Linked DNA regions of Homo sapiens: region 1 is linked to region 2. The links are chromatin contacts, found by Hi-C or POLR2A ChIA-PET in ENCODE. All regions are on one chromosome and are shown on one strand. The core of a region is the stretch at or near the end of the contact, and the rest is flanking DNA. Distances in the headings are between cores, read along the strand shown.

What was found. Hi-C counts contacts between places; a loop is a spot of excess contacts on that map. ChIA-PET counts read pairs that join two places held with the same protein, here RNA polymerase II (POLR2A). Pooled maps may share reads with other maps.
Region 1: a pooled map shows a loop between it and region 2 (2.3-fold over the local background). The contact joins the promoter of PXMP4 here to the enhancer-like site in region 2. A Hi-C loop is called at or near these places in 1 of 168 maps with a recorded cell type or tissue (breast epithelium) and 8 of 50 pooled maps. POLR2A ChIA-PET finds 5 or more read pairs at or near these places in 6 of 52 experiments (Caco-2, MCF 10A, OCI-LY7 and 3 more).

What each region holds. Positions count from the first base shown.
Region 1 is chr20:33,716,558-33,722,646 of GRCh38, reverse strand. PXMP4 (peroxisomal membrane protein 4) reads left to right here and starts at 2,337. Exons shown (of 4, transcript NM_007238.5): 1 at 2,337-2,552. The coding sequence starts at 2,440. RefSeq lists an enhancer at 2,741-2,790.
Region 2 is chr20:33,646,084-33,651,687 of GRCh38, reverse strand. CBFA2T2 (CBFA2/RUNX1 partner transcriptional co-repressor 2) reads right to left here. Exons shown (of 11, transcript NM_001032999.3): 11 at 1,658-5,604. Among named protein-coding and RNA genes, the nearest start is that of C20orf144, 13 kb to the left of the region's middle. Within about 2 kb of position 3,932, at least 8 of the 41 ENCODE cell types and tissues checked have a DNase peak (open chromatin) inside an H3K27ac peak, as active enhancers do.

The DNA of each region.
Region 1 (6,089 bases), core at 1,088-3,587, 73 kb before region 2:
CACAGGGTCTCAGTCACCCAGGCTGGAGTCCAGTGGCGTGATCACCGCTCACCGCAGTGTTGACCTCTCCAGGCTCAGGTGATCCTCCCGCACCTGTAGTTGGGACTACAGGTGTGTGCCACCAGGCCTGGCTAATTTTTGTATTTTTAGTAGAGATGGGTTTTCGCCATGTTGCCCAGGCTGGTCTTGAACTCCTGGGCTCAAGAGATCCACCCACCTTGGCTTCCCAAAGTGCCGGGATTACAGGCGTGAGCTACCTACCGCACCTGGCAGAGCTTCAGTGTTTTTTTGTTTTTGTTTTTGTTTTTTAATTTTTTAGAGACGGGGTTTCACCATGTTGGTCAGGGGTGGTCTCGAACTCCTGGCTTCAAGTGATCCGCCCGCCTCGGCTTCCCAAAGTGCTGGGATTACAGGCATGAGCCACTGTGCCCAGCCAAGGAACTTCAGTGTTTTTAAGAGGATATTTTAATATATTATCTAACATAGTCATTATCTTCAGAGGAAGGATGAACTGAATAAAGTAGCCTACCATCACAAAAGAAAAATCCCGGACAACCCAGTTTCAGTGACAAAATAGGCCCAGCACAACTCCCTCCTTCATTGACCTCTGAAATTGTCCCCTGACACTGAGCAAATAACATCACTGGTAAATACCATATGGCCCAAGTACCAGGGGACACCCTCACAAGTCACAGCCACCACTCAGTGTGTAGCTGTTATTCAGTGACAACTCCACATAGTGACATCATATGTTAATGTCACCCATCAATGCTCTCAGAGATGACAACCCAAAACTATGTGTTGCTTAAACAAGCAAGTGTTGAGTACCCACCATGTGCCTAGTGTTGGGGTTACAGCAGAAAACAAGACAAATAAGATTTCTTCCTTCATAGAATTTACAGTTTGATAAGGGCAATGGACAATGAACACATAGTAAACAAGTCTAAAGTGTCAAAAGTTCTATAAAAAAAAAAAACACATAAGAACCAGGGTGGCCGGGCACGATGGCTCACATTTGTAATTCCAGCACTTTGGGAGGCCGAGGCGGGCGGATCACAAGGTCGGGAGTTTGGACTAGCCTGGCCAATATGGTGAAACCCCGTCTTTACTAAAAATACAAAAATTAGCCGGGCGTGGTGGCATGCACCTGTAGTCCTAGCTCCTCAGGAGGCTGAGGCAGAAGAATCCCTTGAACCTGGGAGGCAGAAGTTGAAGTGAGCTGAGATCACACTACTGCGCTCCAGCCTGGGTGATAGATCCGAGACTCAGTCTAAAAAAAAAAAAAAAAAAAAAAGAGCCAGGGTAATGAGTCAGAGTGGACAGTGCTACTTCAAATTGGATGTCTCAGAAAGTCTCTCTGATGAAGTGGCATTTGAGCTGAAACCTGAAGGATGAGAAGAAGCCCATCATGGGAAGAGCCCAGGATGGCGAATATCAAGCAGGGAACCAGCAAGTGCAAAGGCCCTGAGGTAGAAGGGTTCTTGGCCCAAGGAACAGAAAGGAGGCTGTTTGGCTGGGAAGCAGTGAGGTGGCAAGTGCTGGAACGTGGGGTCAGAGGGAGAGGCACGGACCAGATCACAGGAGGTCTTCTCTCTTGGGCCTTGGGGAGGAGTTTGGATTCTAAGAATAAGTGGACGCCGGCTGGGTTCACGCCTGTAATCCCAGCACTTTGGAAGGCCGAGGCAGGTGGATCACCTGAGGTCAGGAGAGCAGCCTGGCCAACATGGTGAAACCCCGTCTCTACTAAAAATACAAAAAAATTTGCCAGGCATGGTGGTGGGTGCCTGTAGTCCCAGCTACTCAGGAGGCTGAGGCAGGAGAACTGCTTGAACCCTGGGGGGTGGAGGTTGCAGTGAGCCGAGATCGCGCCACTGCACTCCAGCCTGGGTGACAGAGCGAGGCTGCATCTCAAAACATACATACGTACATGGAAGCCATTGAGGGGCCATGTGACTGACACTCTGGGAAGATCGCTATGGTAAAGGATATCCCAGTCAGAACTATCTCGCATAAAGATGGGGCCCTGCTCCTCCCTGTATCATCACCTGTCGCCCATCCCATCTCTAAGCAGGGCCACTCCTCATTCAGGAGCCCTCCTTCCAAGTACACGCCTCCTTCCAAACCCACTCGTGAACCCAACATGGCCCAAGGGAAAGTGCCTTCTGATTGGACAAATCGTGTGTGACCTTGGGCGGAGCCCACTGTGATTGGCTACAAGCTTTCCTTTCTCTTCCAGTCAGACAACTATTTCGATGAGTGCTATTGTCCCATGAGACAAGTACGCTCTCTGATTGGTCTTCCATGCATGAGTGACGCAGAAACAGCCTATAGACGCCACGAGTCGGCGGCGCTACCGAGGGGCTGTGGGCGCGCAGCTGGAACCTCCGGCTGTCAGTGCGCTTACAGTTCCTAACCCCGACCCTGCGCGCAGCCCGCACTATGGCAGCCCCGCCGCAGCTAAGGGCTCTGCTCGTAGTCGTCAACGCACTGCTGCGCAAGCGCCGCTACCACGCTGCGTTGGCCGTGCTTAAGGGCTTCCGGAACGGGGCTGTGTGAGTGGGGCCGTCGGGCCGGGCTGGGGCTGAGGGATGTCCTGCCTGGGGTCAGAGGCGCGAGTTCGAAGTCCGATGCCGCGGTGCTGTTTGCCCTGGAGCAGTCCTCGTGTGTCTCTAAGTCTCGGAGGTCACCATCTGTGCAATGGGAGCTGGATTTTGGCTTGCGCGCCTTCCCAGCTCTGAACTGGGGCTCCCACTGCACATTTTCTGGGTCTTCCAACCTTTGCAGCCTGGCCCTCTTGCTTTGACTCCTCCCATGCCAGCTTCTGTATCCCCTCATTTGGGTTCAGTTCACCTCACCTCTCTGTGTGCCTTTGGGCCTCAACGGCCCCATCTGCACAATGGGGAACTGGACTCTGGCCTCTAGCTGGCAGGCGGATGCCTCCTGTCTATTCTGTCCCCATGAAGCTTGCCCATGGGCTTGCATCCTGCTTCTCACTTCTCACCTGTAGGACTCCAGCGCTAAGTCCCGTTCGGCTCAGGGGGCTCCTGGGACGTGACAATGAATGTAAAAGAAGCTGCAACTATCCTGGCATCTTACCTGCAAGAGAGGTCTTGGGGTCATTGCCCTGGCTGGTGCCTAGAGGGGAGCTCAGTCTCCTTTAAACCTAGTGCATAACAGCCACCATTTATTGAGGGCCTACAGTGCCAGAACCGGGGACAAAGCAGAGAACAAACCAGAGAAAGTGGTTTGTGTCCCCCAGAATTGGCATCCTAGTGGCAACGTGGGATGGTGGGAAGGATGTGGATGCCTTGGCTTGAACCCTGGCCCCACCTACCCGTGTGATCTGGAGGAAGTCATTTAGCCTCTCTAAGCCTCAATATCTGTAAAATGGGCATGGTACTAGTACTTATACTATCAGGATTGAGTCAATATGTGTGAAATGCTTAGCACAGGCTGGCCACGGTGGCTCACACCTGTAATCCTAGCACTTTGGGAGGCCGAGGCAGGCGGATTATCTGAGGTCAGGAGTTCGAGACTAGCCTGGCCAACATGGCAAAACCCCGTTTCTACCAAAAATACAAAAATTAGCCGGGTGTAGTGTCACATGCCTGTAGTCCCGGCTACATGGGAGGCTGAGGCAGGAGAACCGCTTGAACCCAGGAGGTGGAGGTTGCAGTGAGCTGAGATTGTGCCACTGCACTCCAGCCTGGGTGACAGAGTGAAACTCCATCTCAAAAGGAAAAAAAAGAAAGTTTCATGAGGCCATAACTTTATCTATTTTGTTCCTTGGTGTATTACTAGCACCTGGTATTTAGTAGTTTCTGAAATATTTATTGAATGAATGAATAAGTGTGCAAGATCAGAATTGCCATTGTCCCCATTTTCCAGATGAAAAGGCTGTAGCTCAGAGGTAGACCCATTGCTCGTGGCCACAGCACTTGGTCACGGTTGGAGCCGGGATTCAAACCCAAGGATGCCTGGCACCAGTGCCAGGCTCTTGGCTCCCATGGACACTCAAGAGTCAGGTAGAACTGGTTCCCACTGGGTCTGGCCAAGGGCATATCCTTGATGTGCCCTGAGATAACATCAGTAACCCTTTTGCCAAGTTTTTTTTTTTTTTTTTTTTTTTTTTTTTTGAGATGGAGTGTCGCTCTGTTGCCCAGGCTGGAGTGCAGTGGCGCAATCTCGGCTCACTGCAAGCTCCGTCTCCCAGGTTCACACCATTCTCCTGCCTCAGCCTCCTGAGTAGCTGGGACTACAGGCACCCACCACCACGCCCGGCTAATTTTTTTGTATTTTTAGTAGAGACAGGGTTTCACCGTGTTAGCCAGGATGGGCTCGATCTCCTGACCTCGTGATCGGCCTGTCTCGGCCTCCCATTGTGCTGGGATTACAGGCGTGAGCCACCACACCCAGCCTTGGACACAGGTTTGATTCCAGTCTTTTGTTTTTTCAAACAAGCCTGCAGTGAACATTCATGTATATTTGGGGAGACAATAGTATGTGGCTCATGACCATTGTCTCAAGGAGGCTGTCAGGATTTTTAGACCTTGTAGCCTGGTAAGACCAGGGTTGGGTACCTGGAGAACTTAGGGATAGGGGTAGGGGTGGAGGTGTCCAATAAAGAAGAGTAAGAAAAGAAGAGACACTAATATTGATTGACCTAGGAACTTTTATATGTGCGTAACTGCCAAAAGCCATTCTGTAAAATGGAGAATACCTTTTGTTGATGGGAAAAGGGAGGTTCAGAGAGGTTAACTAATTTATCCAAGCTCACATAGCAAAACATGGCAGGGCTTTGGCCCAAATACCACTGTCTTTCTACTATTCATCTGAGTATAGTTAAAACAATGAAAGTAAACATGGTCTTGTTCACGTCATTCCTAGATCCCTAAATGAGGAGGGGAAAGGAAGGGTGGGGGAAGAGGTTTGAATCTTAAAAAGAGGCAATTATGTAACAATTATGTAACATTTAAAATATTTAATAATTTTTTTTTTTTTTTTTTTGAGACGGAGTCTCGCTCTGTCGCCCAGGCTGGAGTGCAGTGGCGCGATCTCGGCTCACTGCAAGCTCCGCCTCCCGGGTTCACGCCATTCTCCTGCCTCAGCCTCCCAAGTAGCTGGGACTACAGGCGCCCGCCACTACGCCCGGCTAATTTTTTGTATTTTTAGTAGAGACGGGGTTTCACCGTTTTAGCCGGGATGGTCTCAATCTCCTGACCTCGTGATCCGCCCGCCTCGGCCTCCCAAAGTGCTGGGATTACAGGCGTGAGCCACCGCGCCCGGCCTAAAATATTTAATAATTTTAAAAGCAGTACTTAATCATAGATAATTCTGGAAGTCTAGAAAAGTTTAAAAAGCAAGCAAAAATAAATTATATCTATTATATATTCCTCCAGTGCAGTGGGCATTGCTAATAACAGTGGCATATTTCCTTCCAGTTTTTTATTTTATTTTATTTTTGTTTTTGAGACAGAGTCTTAGTCTGCTGCCCAGGCTGGAGTACAGTGGCACGATCTTAACTCGCTGCAGCCTCTGCCTCCTGGGTTCAAGAGATTCTCCTGCCTCAGCCTCCCGAGTAGCTGGGATTACAGGTGCCTGCCACCACACCCAGCTAATTTTTGTAGTATTTTTAGTAGAGACAGGGTTTCACCATGTTGTCCAGGTTGGTCTCAAACTCCTGACCTCAAATGATCTGCCCACTTCAGCTTCCCAAAGTGCCAGCCTTTTTATAAATGCATTTTTACAAAGTTGAGGTCCTTCTTTGTATAATAGTTAGAAAGAGGTACATTTTGAATAGGTACAGTGTTACCTAACAGCTGTTTTAGGGAATCTGTTAACTTTAAGATGAGCTAAGCTGAAGACAGAACCTTCTAGAAATGACATTGTCATGGGTAAGGGGTGTTCTGGCATCGGTCAGTCAACAGTTATTTATCAAGCACATGTTATATGTCAGGTACCATGTGGGGTACTATGCTAGGGACTATGCAGATGACAAGCCAGACACATTCCCTGTCTTCACAGAGCCCACAGTCTAGCACAGGAAAGAGATCATTATAATAGAATAAATACTGAATAACCGAGTCATT
Region 2 (5,604 bases), core at 2,683-5,182:
ATGTCCTATCTGTGACCTCAGCAATACAGTTAAAAGTACATTCATTATAATTTATCTGGCATCTGGGTGTTTTGTGGTCACGAAAAGATTTTCAGCCTGCCATTTCTATGGCACATTCCGTTTCCACCAACATAGTGCTCTTGTGGAGGGCTGACAGTCCCATGACTGAGATCTTGTCATTGTTCTAGGTGGGCAGATTGCAGTGCAGCCCAGAAAGGTTTGCAGTTGGCACCACCTGCACCAAAGATCATACAGCCAACCCCTACGCCATAGGCTAGCCCTTCTCCTCGTCTCCAGATCTAGTAACCAGTCCCTCTCCCCTTGCATTCTAGGGGATTGTGAAGCTAGTGGTCCCAACGAGCCTCTTGGGCAAGGCTGTTCAGGAGAGGCGGGTCTCAGGGAGAGAGCACAGATGGGTATCTGAGTGACAGAAGTGAGGCCTCAGCTCACCAGCTGGTAAACCGGACTGGCAGCCTGAAATTCCACACACAGGTGTGCCTGCACCAGCCTTAGGGCCACGGAAAGTACCACCCAGGGGCTGCTGGAGGCAACACAAGCTGTTGGGCTTTTAGGGAGAGTAGTTTGTACAGATTTCAAGGATCCAAGAAATGTTCAGTATCAAAAACCCCCACTTTGGAAAATTATCCTAGGGAAATAAATAATGCGAAGAAAGAGTATGCATAGAAGATGTATGCCACACTGGAAAACGCGAAAGCGATCCAATTGCCCAACAGAAGGTGAAGGGTTAAAAAAAATTATGGCCTCAATTAAATGATGCAACCATTTAGCAAATAAATTAAATTGGAAGGCAACAGTAAAATTACCTGTGATTTAACATCAGTGTCATAAGGACATAAGTGAATATTTGACAAGTCCAGGTATGTTTGTTAACATTTGTGTTAAAATTTTACAAGAAAATACATGTTACTAGAAAATATATCCACAAGTCCACCACCCTGTTCAGGCAGGACAGATGGTCAGATTCTCTGTGGTTCATTTTTCCTTATTACAAGATAATTTGGCCGGGTGCAGTGGCTCATGCTTGTAGTCCCAGGACTTTGGCGGGGGCGAGGCAGGCAGATCGCTTGAGCCCGGGAGTTTGAGGCCAGCCTGGGCAACATGGTGAAACCCTGTCTCTATAGAAAATACAAAAAATCAGCCAGGCGTGGTAGCCCATGCCTGTAGTTCCAGTTACTTAGGAGGCTGAGGTGGGAGGATTGCCTGAGTCTGGGAGGTGGAGGCTGCACTGAGCTGTGATCGTGCCACTGCATTCCAGCCTGGGCAACAGAGACCCTGCCCCCTCCCCACAAAACAAAACGAAACACCACTTAAAAGAAATAACGGGGAGTGTCTGGAAGCTGTTGTTGGCCCTTGACCGCAGGCCCACTGGTGGGCTCCAGCAGCCAGCCTGGTTGGGCCTGGTCCCCACAGGGCACTGACCAGTTGGTGCAGCTGGCTTTCCAGAGAGGCCAGTTCCAGGCACATGGGGTGCAGACACCCCCTGCTTCATGCCCTTGGATGCTCTTCAGGCCACGACTAGAACCAGTTGAGGCCCCTCTCTCCCTCTTCCTCAAGGATTTGGGAATTAGGGTGAGGGGACACCTCCTAGTGTAGGGACCACCTTTCCTCCCGGTCCCATTCCAGCTTGAGGCAGAAAAGGAATATAGCCTTTTTATTGACTACTTTAAGTAGAACAAACTAAATACATATTTAACAGTTTTGGTTCATTTATACAGTACATTAAATAAGTTATGCACAGAGTTAGGTAACAAAAATTCCTATCAGAGTAAAATGACAAAGCACAGAAAAACCAGATTCTAATGCATTCTGTGGGTGGTGTCACATTCATCATCCCCCTTTAAAAACCACGCGTGGAGGCTTCGTTTTCTATTTATTTACATTATTGGCTTTCTTTTGTGAGCGGAGCCTTTGTAGCCTCGTCAGGAAGTTGGAAAGCCACGTTAAGGGGACTGAAGGCCTCTTGGCGCAGCAGCCCTTTCAATCATTCGCCTAATGCTTATTGCTGCTTCTCTGCCGACTCCAAGGTAGGGATGGGGCTGTCCCCAACAGACACCAGCGCACATGCCCTATTTGGTATAAGCATCACTGAGTGTACACTGGGCAGCCGTAGGCTCGACCAGATGGGGTCTGTGAGGGAAGCTCCACCTCAGGGGCTGTGGAGGGGGAGGAGGGGACACAAGGCCCGCCCCTCAGGCCTCCTAACCTTCTCTTAGCTCACGATGGAAAAGGTCACCTGCACCATCATCTTTGGAAATGAGCACGTCGATGCCCGAGGAAAGAGGCAGGTAGTCAACGTTTTGGTTTCACAAGAACTACAGACACTCCAGAGTTGGAAGGGCCCTGCGGAGCCGCTGGCACAGCCCCCACCGCAATCTGGGCAGGGCTGCTCTCGACAGCTGGCCATCTGGCCCGTGCTGGAACAGTCCATGCTCCGCTGGCTATTCTTCCGTTTGGTTCAGACACGCTACCACCCAGTTTTCTGCAAACAGCTTAAAAAAAAAAATCTAAGGAAGTTGGTTTGGTCTACTGACCTGGGAGCCTGGAAACCTTGTTTCTAGTTCAGTTCTGAAGAAAGCCTCCAAGAAGTGTTCTATTTTCAGTGATTTATTCAATTCTACAGTTTCCAGGACAGATGGCCATCCGGTCATTCTGTTTTCATTTTGAAGAGCTCACTACCGTACAATTCCAGCTGTGCTGAACCTTCAAACGCACTTGTTGCGATATCCTCTAGAACTACCCAGAATGATGTCTATACCCTTTGCAAGCAGGTGACAAGCCGAGGCTTACTAACTCTGGGACAGGGCTGTACAAAGTAAAGCATGGGTTTTCTGTCTGGAAGCTGAAGATGTCAAGTTGACACTAAGCAGTGATGAACTCCTGGTGACCTTCTGGCCCAAATGGGCAAAGGAAATCCACGCTGCAGAGAGCGGGCAGCAGCCAAGGCCAGGTGTGGACTTGTGGTGGCAAGATGTGTCCTGTTTCCAGACAGACATTTCTAACCCAGCACTGCCCTAGAAATAATCTACGCAATCGGTGACCCCACGGTCACCCAACCGTGCCTGAGCGGATCTGCTAGAGCACCAGCCCTGGAGCTGCAGGGCCCCCCAGTGTGGAGTGCCCCCACCTCCCGAAGTGGACTGCCTAGGCCTAGGCTTAAACAACTTCTTGAGTCACCTTCCCCACTGGATGAGTCAGGCACGGTGCAGGCAAGTGGGGACAAAAAGGACAAGCAAAGACGTGAAACCCAGCCCTCAAGAAACTCTGGGGACATCTGGCATCTTTGGTCTTCTCTGGTCCCTGCAATCATTCCTCACTTGGCCGACCATAATGTCCCACAACTCATCAGTGTTCCTTGGCGGGTGGTGCTGAGCACTGGTCTCACCCTAGACATGTCTGGCTGATGGCCAGTCACATGTTGCATCTCTTTTTAGTTTCTAGGTTTCTGAAGAGCCTGCGCTTGACTGATACCTTCTGTACCACCATGCCAGCTCCTCTTTGCCTTTTATGTCACTGCAAATATGAACTGTAGAGGTCAGTCCTCTAAGCAGGCTGAATTTCCACTCCCCACCTGGTAGCTGAGGTGCTGTCAGCAGAGGCTGGGAACCACGCAAGGAACCTGGATTCGCTCCTGCGCCTCTAGCTGCCTACCCCGCCCCAATGGTGCTCCTCCTCCTGACCAGAGAGTTGGAGAATTTCAGAAAGGGATTCTTGAAATGTGAATAGAAGGTCCTGGGCAGAGGCCCTCGTGACTTCTGTGTGAAACTGACCAGAATTAACACAGCAGAAGGTTTGCAAACTGAGCTTCAGTGTGGAATACTGCCCAGGTTTGCAGATCAGCCTCTGGGCAGCACGAGCAGGGTGGAAGAGCATTACAAAGATTCAGAAAACGAAACTGTCACAGCAACCACAGCCCACAAGAGCAGGCCAGGCTCTGCACACCAAACCTAAGCCTTAGCCACAGAAATGGGCATCGAGCCCTAATAAATATTATTTTGTTGGTTTTGGCTCCTTATTCCAACCAGTAAAAGCATGAGCTACCCTGGCTAGTTTTATGGCCACTGGAGATTTTAAAAACCTGCTCAAGACCGGACACAGTGGCTCATGCCTGTAATCCTGGCACTTTGGGAGGCCAAGGTGGGGGGATCACCTGAGGTCCGGGGTTTGAGACCAGCCTGACCAACAAGGAGAAACCCCGTCTCTACTAAAAATACAAAATTAGTTGGGCGTGGTGGCGCATGCCTGTAATCCCAGCTACTCAGAAGGCTGAGGCAGGAGACTCGCTTGAACCTGGGAGGCAGAGGTTACCGTGAGCCGAGATTGCGCGATTGCACTCCAGCCTGGGAGACAAGAGAGAAACTCCCGTCTCAAAACAAACAAACAAACAAAATAACAATAAAAAACCTGCTTAAGGTGTTAATCCAACAAATCCATGAAAAACTAGTAAGCTGTTGTAATGGCTCTGTGACCTGTGAGACAGCCATGTCTCATGCAAATGTGGCCCTGTCCGGGGTACTGACTCCGTCCCCCTTAGAGTTCCCCACCAAGGACTGTGGCTTAAGGAGGCAGATGGGGTCGGGGGATACCCATGTATTAGGCTGACTGGAAAACTGTGGGGCTTATGTGTTCCACAGCAAAGGAACATGATTCTCTGCTGTTGTTTCACTGGTCACACCTTACTTTAGGCAATGGAAATCTAGGCATTTTAAAGGTGTCGTGCACTAGATTTCTTTGTAAGACTGAAAATGCTTGGTTAGAGTAAATTAGGGACTTGAAATTCTTTAATTTTGCCTTTTTTTTTTTTTTTTTGAGACAGAGTTTTGCTCTGTTGCCCAGGCTGGAGTGCAGTGGTGGAATCTCGGCTCACTGCAACCTCTGGCTCACAGGTTCAAGAGATTCTCTTGCCTCAGCCTCCTGAGTAGCTAGGATTACAGGTGTGTGCCACCACACCCGGCTGATTTTTCTATTTTTTTTTTATTAGAGACAGGGTTTCACCATGTTGGCCAGGTTGGTCTTGAATTCCTGACCTCAAGTGATCTGCCTGCCTCGGTCTCTCAAAGTGCTGGGATTACAGGAGTGAGCCACTGCGCCCAGCCAGGACTTGAAATTCTTACAGTAAGATGTACCTGTATCCAAGGAGAAGGCTACCTGTGTGGATCCCTTTTCCTTTATGGTACTGACAACTTTTATTTTAGACTCTGGTCAGTGCACAGAAGGTGGAGATTTAAACTTGTGCTTCAAAGGCCAGCTGGAGCAGGGCCAATTAAACTTACTCCAACTGATTTCTGGGTGTGAGAGGATGCCAGAGGCTCAAAGATGGAGAGCAGGAGGGGTCGGGGTCCTCAGACTCCCATCAAAACCAAAAAGACAGGCCGGGCATGGTGGCTCACGCTTGTAATCCCTGCACTTTGGGAGGCCAAGGCAGGTCACCTGAGGTCAGGAGTTCGAGATCAGCCTGGCCAACATGGTGAAACCCTGTCTCTACTAAAAATACAAAAATTAGCTGGGCGTGGTGGTGGGCGCCTGTAATCTCAGCTACTCGGGAGGCTGAGGCAGGAGAATTGCTTGAACCTGGAAGGCAGAGGT